Regions from separate parts of the Homo sapiens genome. Here region 1 is linked to region 2. Evidence: chromatin contacts called from ENCODE Hi-C data. All regions are on one chromosome and are shown on one strand. The core of a region is the stretch at or near the end of the contact, and the rest is flanking DNA. Distances in the headings are between cores, read along the strand shown.

Evidence for each region. Hi-C counts contacts between places; a loop is a spot of excess contacts on that map. Pooled maps may share reads with other maps.
Region 1: a map of CD8-positive, alpha-beta T cell shows a loop between it and region 2 (16-fold over the local background). The contact joins the promoter of YIPF5 here to the promoter of HNRNPA0 in region 2. A Hi-C loop is called at or near these places in 3 of 168 maps with a recorded cell type or tissue (CD8-positive, alpha-beta T cell and naive thymus-derived CD4-positive, alpha-beta T cell) and 5 of 50 pooled maps.

What each region holds. Positions count from the first base shown.
Region 1 is chr5:144,166,533-144,172,086 of GRCh38, forward strand. YIPF5 (Yip1 domain family member 5) reads right to left here and starts at 4,127. Exons shown (of 6, transcript NM_030799.9): 1 at 4,003-4,127; 2 at 3,314-3,433. The coding sequence starts at 3,423. It overlaps KCTD16 (potassium channel tetramerization domain containing 16), which reads left to right and starts at 4,341. Exons shown (of 4, transcript NM_020768.4): 1 at 4,341-4,477. RefSeq lists an enhancer at 3,989-4,268.
Region 2 is chr5:137,751,358-137,757,584 of GRCh38, forward strand. HNRNPA0 (heterogeneous nuclear ribonucleoprotein A0) reads right to left here and starts at 3,006. Exons shown (of 1, transcript NM_006805.4): 1 at 1-3,006. The coding sequence starts at 2,709. The coding sequence ends at 1,792. RefSeq lists enhancers at 1,665-2,356, 1,766-1,925, 2,436-2,785, 3,047-3,738 and a silencer at 3,366-3,725.

The DNA.
Region 1 (5,554 bases), core at 2,877-5,376, 6.4 Mb after region 2:
ATTTAAATTCTTATAGTCATAATGTCAGTTGTTTTCCTTGGGGTGAGGCTCTCTATTCGTTTTTGAGAAAATATCTGCCAAATGCTCAAGTCTGAATAACCATAGTTTATCAGTTGTTCTTTCAAATAAAAATGGTCTTCATGAAATAACAGCCAGTTCAGCTTGCACAGGTGCTTTTCGTAGAGGCAGTAATTGTACTTTAGTATGCAGTAAACACTAAATTTCTTCACAAAGAATATTAAAGAAATATATGTACTAAAGGGTCAGGGTTTAATAAAAAGATAATTCTTACTGCTTCCTCAAGAGAATCCTTAAATGAAACTGACTGTCTGCCAACTCTCTAACAAGTATATAGAGTGATGAATAATATGATGACTACTAGAACAACTTGATGCCACTACCTTGATTCATACTCAGGTACCAGCAGTTTTACCAATCAATACTTTTGCAACAGCACTGCAAATGTTAACATACCTAAAAAGGTATATGATATCTTAGTATTGTTATGAAAATAACTTTGACTTTAAAGAATCTCAGAAGAGTCTCAAGGACCCTCTGTAGTCTACAGCCTAAATTTTGAGAGTTGCTGATACAGACCAATAAATTTCATGTAAGGAAGAAAAGTACTGCAAGCAGTTGATTGTTTCAAAGGTGGCACCATCATTCCATCTTCAAGAGGAAAGGTGAGAATGACAATATCATAGAATTTTACTATTTTCCTTTTCTGGCAGGACCTATTCAGGAAAATTTCTGACTTGTTCCTGCTGGTTTTAAACTAAAACATGGTATGGCAGACACGATCTTTACAGGCTAAAACAACATGAAAAGCAGCAGATACTAAATCAATACTCTCATAAGTACTCTGTACCAGTAACAAAGACAAAGCCTCTTAACATATTGGGTTGGTTACCTAAGTTCATGGAAAACCTCAGATATTCCATAAAGATACTACCAGGTAAGTCAAAGAAGAAAAAAAATAACAGCTTTCATAATTTAAAAAATGTGACTTGGTATTATGATATATTTCATAAGCATATCTAGAATACAATGTGGAACCTGTCCAATTTTCCATTTATATAACTCAACAGATTATGATCAAAGGGCCTTTTATACTTTTTTGTTTTTGTTTTTTTGGTGAATGGATCTATGAATGATACTTGTGAAACACCTATAGAGGAAACCAAAAAATGTTAAAGCTGACTTCATTATGGCAAATGCAGAACTGTGTACTAATAACAAGTCAAGTTAAAAACATAAAGACAATGCAAGTAATATGCTATTTGCACCTAGATTTTCACCAATGGAGAGCTAAAAGTTATTAGCGGATCTTTGTTACTAAATTAGCAAATCAAACAAAATATTATTTGGTTAACGGAGATGGACATTTAAAATGTCATTAGATTGCAGATCTACTTGAAGGTACGCACAGAAGAGTCCAGTTTTTACAAAATAAATCTCAGAAACTCAAATTTATTACTGTTAATACATTAGGCTTCTTGTTTTCCCAGGCATCATCTATAAACCCAAGTTTATAGCAATAATGGTTATATAATCACCCAGAATAAAACTTCATCACTAGTACTGAAGCAATGCTTACTGGTACATGATTTGGTTGGAATGAAACTGTGAGAACAGTTGGCAACAGGTGCTAACCAGCAACAAGTTGTTTAGAATATCTAAATTGCTGTGTGGAGAACTGAAATGACTGTTAAAGGGAATGAGACTGTAAGTCACACCTTTTAAGTGATGCAAACGTGGACAGGACAGAAAAGAAAAGAAAAGCAGAGGCAGATAAATCTCGTAGGCTGCAATCTAAATGGAATAGCTCTGTTGAGTTCTAATCATAAAAACCATTCGGATAAAAACAGGCCTGCATAGAGAGACAGGTTCTCCGAAGCTGTGTTGCTGCTTTAGGCAAGGATTTATTAGATGGACTCTGGCTCTCCTATACACAGAGCAATCACCAAAAATACATATTTAGGTAAATAAATGAATGGAAATACCTCAATACAAATTTTCCAACTCTGCCCATTAATTTATCAAAAGAGATAAATCCTCATTGGTATGTAATTAAGTAACAGAAAAGAGAAATGAATCACGGGGTATTTTGACATGCTCACTCCCATTGTTCAAATGTGTTAAGTTTTAGAGGGGAAAACAAAGCCTTAAAATATACCAAATTAAGCAGACTCAAAGAGACTATATGTTTTAGAAAGGATAGCCTAACCAAGACAGACACTATTACAGAGCCACAGTGAATTTGAATTTTGTTTTGTTTTTTAAATTCTTGGGCACTCTAATCCAAACACATTCCTGTATTGCATGTTTCTCACAAACTGACAGATACATAACCTTCCCCTGCCCTCATCGTGGAACAGTCTTTATGAGGTTTCAAATTCGGGATCCATGATGAACATCATTTAACACATGAATTGTCTGAAGTTATATATGCACATTTATTTGGGTGTTTGAGTGAATGCATGTATTTATGGGAAAGAGGCCCAGTTGTAATAGGATTCTCAAAGAGATCCAGAACCATCTAAAAAAGTTTAAGCAATCCTAGTATAGGAAGCTCCTTTATTTGACAGGAAGCTGATAAGATTATCTCTAGGGTCCTAAGAAACTAAGGAGATGATGTTTTAGGTGAGATTGCTAGAAAGCCTTCAGTTCATGTATTTTTGTCACAAACACCAGGTACTATAAAAAGATCATTTAAAAAAAAATGTTCAGAGGCTAACGGCTTTGAGTCAACCTCCTCAGTATGCAACTTATAACACGTGTGGCACTGACCATAAGGGTTTGAGAAGGAGGAGTAATAAAAATGATTATCAACTGCTGTATGAAAATCGCCTGATGATTCGTAATAAGGAGCTTACATCATTAAATAATGTCACTAAGCACTTTCAATTAGCACTGATAAAAGTCTCAGAGTTGGACTGATTTAACTACTAACAAAATACTTTAATTTTTCACTGGTCCTATGAACTAACAGCCTATCTCCTAGGTACCTGAAGCTCCCATCATCTTCTAAATACAGAAATACTGTTACTAGAAAACAGTTCTTCAAACAAGCTACTTTTCCATTCATGGTACACCTGAAGAGTTTGCAGAAGACACTCAACTCTTAAATAGAACAATACCTTCGAAGCCAAGCCAGTGTCACATATCTCTCTAGAGGAAGAAGATTATGCATGAAAGATCATACTCCTGATAAAGGACATGTTCACATATTGTTTTAGGCAGAACCAAATATTCTAAATATGTGTTTTCACTGCAATGTAGACTAAATTAATTGCCAAAGATGAAAAGTTACTTGCTATAGGGTCCTCCACTTCCTCCATAATCATAGGACTGCTGTGACTGATCATCGATGCTGTAACTTGTCTGGTAGAAATCCGTGTTTAAGTTTTCAAAGCCTGACATTGCAAATAATCTGTAATAAAAGAGAAATGGCAAATATTCCTTATGCCCAAGGTTCTACTGAATTCGTTCCTGGCAGTCTGCTTAAGCAAATAGAAACACAACAAATATTTTTTCAGTAATTCGGAGAGGGGATGGGGGCGGAAAGTACGCAGCATTTGAACGACGGTAGCGGAGAGAGAGTAAGAAAATGTATATTCTTTTAAGTTGCGGCCCAGTAAGACAACTCCACCTTAAAGAGCTGATATGCCTTCCATTAGGGGCGAGGTCGTGGGAGTTGTGGTTCCATAAGCGGTCTAAAATATCAATAACAACAAAGATGATTTTTCACCTTAGGACTGGGCTTTACAGCTGACAAGGCGACTGCTTCCTTGCAAAATAAGGCCTGCGGCCTGCCAGGAAAAAGTGCAGAATCTGGAAGGTCGCGCCTGAGGTGCAGGGGACCGCGTCAGGGCAAGGGCTTGAATGAGAGCGAGGGTCTGAGCGAAAGGACCAGGGCGCGGCGCCGAAAGACGGCAACAAGCCCATTTGCACGGGTGTGGAGAGAAGCTGAACACTGTGCCACGGGCCTGGGTCACTCACCAAACTCTGAGGCTGCGCTGGCGGCAAAGGCAGTAGCTTCACTAATCCCAAACAACCCCCAAACTCTGTTTCAGACCCTGAACCAGCCCCGTTGCTACGTGTCACAGGGCCAAAGAACGGCTTCCGGGGCACGCCCGCTCGCGCAGGCGTGTTAGCAGGTTGGGCACCGGTGGGCGGGAGGAGGAGACACGAGTATGGAGCTTGCGCAGTATCTACCCAACCTGCGGCTGGCCCGTGCCAAAGAGGAAAGTGCTTCCGGCAGCCTGGTTAGGGGTGGAACCAGGAAAGCGCAGGCGTAGCAATTGCTGCTTACTCGTAGGTAGGAGGAGGAGTTTCTCAGACCTAGGTGATGGAGGAAGACTGGGAGGCGCTAAAATGAGACAGACGGAGTCCCCTCTCCTGTCCACAAACTACAATGCCTACAATGCCTCGGTGTCAGCATTTACTGTGATTCAAGCACTGTGCTAAAGTGTTTGTATGTATTATTTAATCTTTACAACCTAATGAGATGGTTACCCTATTTCCCTTTTGTAAGTGAAGCTATTAAGTATTCATTCATTCTGTGCTAGCTGCTGGGGATACTGTGGTAAATATAAGCTAGGTGACATCTACCCACCTGGAGTTGGTGGTGGAGAGGGGTAATCGAACACATACAAATGCATGTGAAATTGCTACTAATATTCTTTAGTGTTCCATAATTCTTTGAAAGAGTAACATTCATCTGGGAAGAAGAGTCTGTAAAGCCACTATAAGAGGGTTATCAAAGGGTGAGTGGGAGTTAGAGAAGACCAGAAAAGAGAAGAAAGGGCAACGGGAAAGGAGGATAAGGGAAAATAGCCTGAATATTTTAGGCAAAGAGAACAATGTGTGCAAGATCTGGGAAGCATGGTCTGAGGAAAGATGAAAATCGAGCTCTGAACTTCAGCATTATTAACATTTTGAGTCAGGATGTTTCTTTATTGGGGGCTGCCCTGTGCATGATGCTTAGCAGTAGCATCCCTAATCTCTAGCCATTAGATGCCAGTACTCCCCCCAACCAACCACCACCACCATCACCACCAAGTTGTGACAGCTAAAAATCTCTCCAGACATTGCCAAATCCAAATGTCCTTGGGGGCGGTGGGGGCAACATTAGCTGAATTTGTCAACCACTCTTCTAAGTGGAACCTGAGTGACTGGAACAGCAAGTGAGGGGAGCCACATAGGAGTTGAGGCTGGAATAACAGGAAGGGGCCAGGAAATATCCTGTGGGATTTGTGTGTTGGTTCTAAAAGAAGTGAAGATTGTGAACTGATGAGTGATGTTTAAATTGTTTTCTTTTGAAAATGATTGCTTTGGCTCCTGTGTTAAATCACTTTCCCAAGATGGTGGAATCCCGAATATTGTGACTCGAAATAAGATGCTATTAACTAATGAGCAGAACTTTCTTCAGGGTTTATAGCAATAAAATTTATCATGAGCCACTGCATTATATTCTGGGATCAAAATCCTGAGGCCCTCACAAAAGAAGCCAGACCATTGTTGGGGACTAGTTTCCAAAGGAACAATAAAA
Region 2 (6,227 bases), core at 1,756-4,255:
AACAGTGACAAGAAGTTAAAAAATGGTTCAATATTAAAATATTATTTTATTTTAAAGCCCAATCTTTCAGAAAGCTTCTTAGTATAGCTTTGAGCCTTCAACGTCAACATGTAAGTCAAATATTTAAGTTAAATATTAACATCAAGTTAAGCATACTAGATTAAAAGGTACTCTGAACCCACCCACCAGGTTATACATACTCTCACTCAATCATGTAAAGAATTGAATTCTTTATTTGTGATATCCATAAACGTTGCTATTCTCTATTTCTATCCAGAAAGGCAATTTTCACCTATTATCACTTTTGTTCTTCTCTTATAAACAACAACTTGAATGCTATTGCAGGAAAGGGCTACAAATATACATTTGTTAACCAAGCAGAATACACAGATATTTTGCTTTACAACTTGCACCTAAAATACCAGTATACGTAGCTGGTTCATTAGTTGTCATAGCAATTTAGGGCTATTGCCCAAGCTATGCATAGCAGTTTACATTTTCAAACCTCATATAGAAAGGGCTATTGTGATATGAACTGGCAACTACATTCCTGTGAAGCCCATCTCAGTTACAAGCAAATGTGTTAACTTCCAATTCTGCAAAGAATTTTGATGGCAAAACTTCCAAATCTGATGCAATTGTCTTAAGCAAGTTTTTAAACAAATTGTTTCGCAGCTACTCTGCCATTCTGCCAGTAGATGGTGCTACAAAGATCGGGAAAGGGATTTCCATGAGGCCAACAGTTCGGATATAGGAAAAAAAAAAAAAAAACGTTTAAACCTGCTCTGAAAGTACAAAAACGCATTTGAGGGTAAAATATAACCCTTATTTTTAACCATTCATTACAGACAAACCAGTAAGAGGGATGAAACTAGGCCATCTGAAAAATTTTAAACAGTTTATATGAATGACATGCTTAACACAAACTATATAGAACTACACAGTACACAGTTTGAAGTAAATTGTCATAGAAATGACCAACCATGTCAAGATGATAAACAATTCGCTTAGTACAAGAGATGGATGCACAGAAACTTAAGAGTTTAAAAAGCCACATCCACCACTTCAAAAGTTTTGCCTGTAAGGGATATAATTCAACACGCAACTAGCAGGGCAACAGGAGAGGGGAAAAAAACCACAGGACCTCTTAAGTTTCTCTAAGTACACATCAAGAATAAAGAATTAACACGTAAAGTCTTAAACAAATATCCCTTAAAAAACGGTACGGAATGGATCCTAGAAAAAAAATGTTAGACATGTACGGTCAAACACAATGATTTATTAAAAATAAAACGTAAAAATGATTTTTGTACATATGCTTCCAAATTTCAGGCATGGGATCCAAGTAGATTTCATAGAAAACGCTGTAGCCAGGTTATCAAGTCCTTACAACAAAGTAAACTACCCCCCACCCCAACCCCCACCCAGGTTTTGCTACAGAATCAGCAAGTTCACTCCCTCCCTCCCCCCAAAAAACACAAATTAAAACAAGACATTTTGCTAGTATAAAAACGACCAAGGTCCAAGTAATAATAAAAAAATAGAGTCCATCAATGACTGTAACACAAAAATGTGTATGTGGGGCCGAGTCCATCTTCAGAGGGAGAGACAAGAGAGGTGGCAGGCAAATAGAGGAACACCCCCAAGGGTAAGCAGCCTTAGAAGTGGCTCCCCCAAGGGCAAAACAGGGAAGGCGGTGTGTGTGAGGGGGTGGGGCTTAGGAGTTGACCCCACTTGGGCTGTTGGAAAGAGCTACCCCTATAGCCACTCCCAGGCATTTTAAATTTTCTTTTAGAAGGAGCTGCCTCCATAGCCACCCCCACCGCCATAGCCGCCTCTGTAAGGTCCACTATTACTGCGACCGCCCCAGCTACTGCCTCCACCGCCGCCGCCGCCGCCGCTCTTCATGGGCCCATAGGAGGACTGATGCTGGCTGTAGCTGCCGAAGCCGCCGAAGCCGTTACCGTAGTCGCTCCCACCGTAGGACGAACCGCCGCCGCCGCCTCCGTAGGCATTGTAGCCGCCGCCTCCGCCGCCGCCGTAACCACCGTAGCTGTTGTAACCGCCGCCGCCGCCCTTGGAAAGGCCGTTCTGGTCTCGACCACCGCCGCGCCCCCGGCCGCCTCGGCCGCCCCGGGAGGATCGGGAGCCGCCTCCACCCCCACCGGAGTAGATATCCTCCTTGGGGACTGCTTTCTTCACCTCCACGCGATGGCCCTGAATCGGATGGAACTTGACCACCGCGGCCTTGTCTGCCGCGTCGTGATTCTGGAAATACACGAAGCCGAATCCACGCTTCTTGCCGGACTGCTTGTCGGCAATAATCTCGGCCTTTTCCACGGTGCCAAACTGCGAGAAGTGCTCGATCAGGTCGCCCTCAGCCACGTCTCCTTTAAGGCCTCCGACAAAGAGCTTCTTAACCTTGGCGTGGGCACCGGGCCGCGCCGAATCCTCCCGGGACACCGCCCGCTTCAGCTCCACAGTGTTGCCGTCCACGGCATGGGGCGAGGCGGCCATGGCGGCGTCCGCCTCCTCCACATTGGAGTAGGTCACGAAGCCAAAGCAACGGGAGCGCTTGGTCTGGGGATTCACCACCACCACGCAGTCCGTCAGAGTCCCAAAGGCCTCAAAGTGGCCGCGCAGGCCCGACTCACTCGTCTGCACATTGAGGCCGCCGATGAACAGCTTACACAACTGAGAATTCTCCATCTCCAAGGCCCGGGCCTTGCCCCCGCCCTGCGAGCTCCGAGGTTTCGCCGTCGCCGCCGTTATCGTTGGTTAAGGCCTCTACACAGCTTGGGCCCAGCCGTTGCTGGAGCCACCCCCGCCGCTCACCGACGGGGAAGGGAAAAAGGGAAGGGGAGGGAAGGAAGGAAGAGAGGAAGGGGGAGGGAAGGGGAGCGGTGCCGGCTAAAGGGCGAGCCGAGGAGACTGGAAGACAACCAAGGCCACCGCTACCGCCGCCGCCGCCACCTCCGCTCCCCTATCTGGGCACCACACAAAGAGGCCGCTGAACGCGCGCGCACCCTCCCCGAGGCGTGCGTCACCGCCGACGTACGGCAGCCTAGGGCTACCAGCCAATCCCCGCCTCGCTCCCCTTAATCCCGCCTACCGCGCCGCAGCGCCGCTCTAGATCACGGACTCCCCGCCCTCCGCGGTCTATTCAAGCCCGCGGCCTGTGCCGCTCCCGCTTCCGCTTCTGCCAGCCCACTTTCATTCCCGAGCGCCCCACTGTCCCTTGACATGGGTCCCTCCCTGCCCTCCGCGCACCACCGCGATTCATTTCCTCCTAGCACCGCGGCTGTTCCCAGTGTTTCTCCCCCTCCCCTTTACTCATCCCCTCGCCCAACTCCGCAGTGGCGTTCGCGCCAGCCCCTTGAGAGACATCTGAGTTCAGCCAATCACCGTGATCCCCTCGCACCCACTTCCGTTTTCGGCAGCTGTTGGACGGGCGCGCTCCCCGGTGCGCGCTTGCCCCGGCGCCCCCGGCGTGCAGAGCCGGCCTACCACCCCCGCGCCTTCTCCCGCCCAGGGCTTTGCCGGGGAGAGAGCAGGGGGCGCGCTGGGGGCCATTCCCAACGGATGCGGTCTGGGGCGCCACGCGCGGGCTTTTTGAAAACTTGACTGTTGGGGTTGGGGGCCCGGATCTACCCGCCGCCTCTCCGCTTGTCCGCTACACCTGGCGTCCCCGCCCCACCTCCCGCCCGCACAAAGATGGAGGGCAGAGGCCTGGTCCACGAAGGCGGTTATTAACCGTTTACAGTGGGCCCGACGTGCGGTTAAACTAAAACTTTGCCACGTGGCCCTGCGCAAAAGCGAGCCCGAGGCGGCGGTGTGAAAGACAACAGGGAACCAAAAGAACTTCAGACATTAGGAACCAGACGAGGCGCGACATCCCTGCCTCCCTGCCACCCTCCCGCCCTCCTTGAAGCCCTCCCACGATGCCCTCTCAGAGGAGGCCCTTTCAGGTCCCCTTGGCACACTCCAGCAGACATTTTCATTTAACCTCAGTGAATGGTTTTTTATGTGTAATTTACATCATCTATGTGTTGCTTTCTTTGAACTAGAATGTTAGCTTTTTTGTTGTTGTTGAGATGGAGTTTCACTCTTGTTGCCCAGGCTGTAGTGCACTGGCGCAATCTCGGCTCAGCAACCTCCGCCTCCTGGGTTCAAGCTGTTCTCCTGCCTCAGCCTCCTGAGTAGCTGAGATTACAGGCGCCCACCACCACACCCGGCTAATTTTTGTATTTTAGCAGAGATGGGGTTTCACCATGTTGGTCAGACTGGTCTCAAACTCCTGACCTTAGGTGATCCATCTGCCTCGGCCTCCCAAAGTGCTGGGTTACAGGCGTGAGCCACCGCGCCTGGCCTAGAATGTTAACTTTGCTTTTTTTTTTTTTTTTTTGAGACGGAGTCTTGCCTAAGCTGGAATGCAATGGCACGATCTTGGTTCACTGCAACCTCCACCTCCCGGGTTCAAGCGATTCTCCTGCCTCAGCCTCCCAAGTAGCTGGGACTACAGGCGGGCACCACCACACCTGGCTAATGTTTGTATTTTTAGTGGAGACGGGATTTCACCATGTTGGTCAGGATGGTCTCAAACTCGTGACCTAGTGATCTGCCCGCCTCGGCCTCCCAAAAGTAGAATGTTAGCTTTTTAAAGATGTTGGGTTAGACGAATGTTTTACAGAGAGAGAGATCATATACCCCTAAGTTACTGCTTTTAGTGCCCTCACTCAGATGGGAATGGAAGAAAATTACAATGGCTTCCATTTATTGAGCCTTTGTGTGCCAAGCAAGATAAATGGGGTGGGACATAGTTAATATGAGGCATTACGTGACCAAAAGCCTCCAAAACCATATGGTAAACGCTGAAGAAGTTAAGAGGAATTCCTCACTGTATCCTCAAGTATTCAGGAAAGATTTAGGAAAGAATTGGAAGTTGCACTGAACCTCAGAGCCAAAGACTAGTTAGTATCCTAAGCAAATTAAGGCTGGAACAGAAAACCAAATACCACAAGTTCTCACTTATAAGTGGGAGCTACACATTGAGTACACATGGACACAAAAGAAGGGAACATTAGACATCAGGTCTTTTTTAAGGATGGAGGGTGGGAGGAGGGTGAGGACTAAAAAGCTACCTATCAGGTATTATGCTGATGACTTGGGTGACAAAATTATCTATACACCAAACCCCCAAGACTAACAATTTACCCACATAACAAACCTCCACGCGTATCCCTTGAACCTAAAATAAAAGTTGGAAAGGAAAAAAAAAAAGATTTCTGTAGGGAGTTTATTTGAGCAAAATCCAGAGGGAACATAAGCTTCAAGAGACAGGGAGTGGGCCAGTTAGTTTGAGAGAAGCAGGCAGTTTTAGATAGAAAATAGTGAGAGGTAAGATAGGTTGAGGGTCTTTGGTACTATGAAATGATACTATGGAATGTGCTGAATCTTAGGTTAAGTAGTTTGGATACTGTAACAAAGGTAAATAGATGGGCTAAGGTTTGAGGGTAAACTAGTCTGATCTATCACTTACCCTGTAACCATTCAGTTATGTGACTTTGGCTAAGTTACTTAACCTTTTAAAAAAATGTAATCAGTTTTATTATCTTAAAATGGGAATAATAAAACATCTTTCTGTTGTAGTGAAAATTAAATAAGATTCTACATGTAAACATGTATACATGCCTGGTACACAGTAAGTGCTCAGTTTATCCAATTATATGAATCCTATGCCTGGTGCTGGCAATATGGCTGTAAACAACAGACAAAAACCTCTGCCCTCATGATGCTTACATTCTAGTGGGAAGAAGCAGACAATAAACAAATAAGAGTGGTATATGGCATGTTAGATAGTGATAAATGACATTAAAAAAATGAAAGAGGACAGTAGAAAGCTATTAACCTTGTTATTACAAAAAAAATTCAAATGTCAGGATTTGCCTATTGATAATAAAGAAAGGGGAAAATGGGCTGGGCACAGTGGCTCGTGCCTGTAATCCCTGCACTGTGGGGGGGCTGAGGCAGGCGGATCACTTGAGGTCAGGAGCTCAAGACCAGCATGGCTAACAAATTGAAACCCCGTGTGTGGTGGCGCATGCCTGTAGTCCCAGCTACTTGGGAGGCTGAAGCAGGAGAATTGCTTGAACCCAGAAGGCAGATGCTGCTGTTGTTAGCTGAGATGGCACCACTGTTTCAGAGTCATCCAAATCTTAAAACAGTAA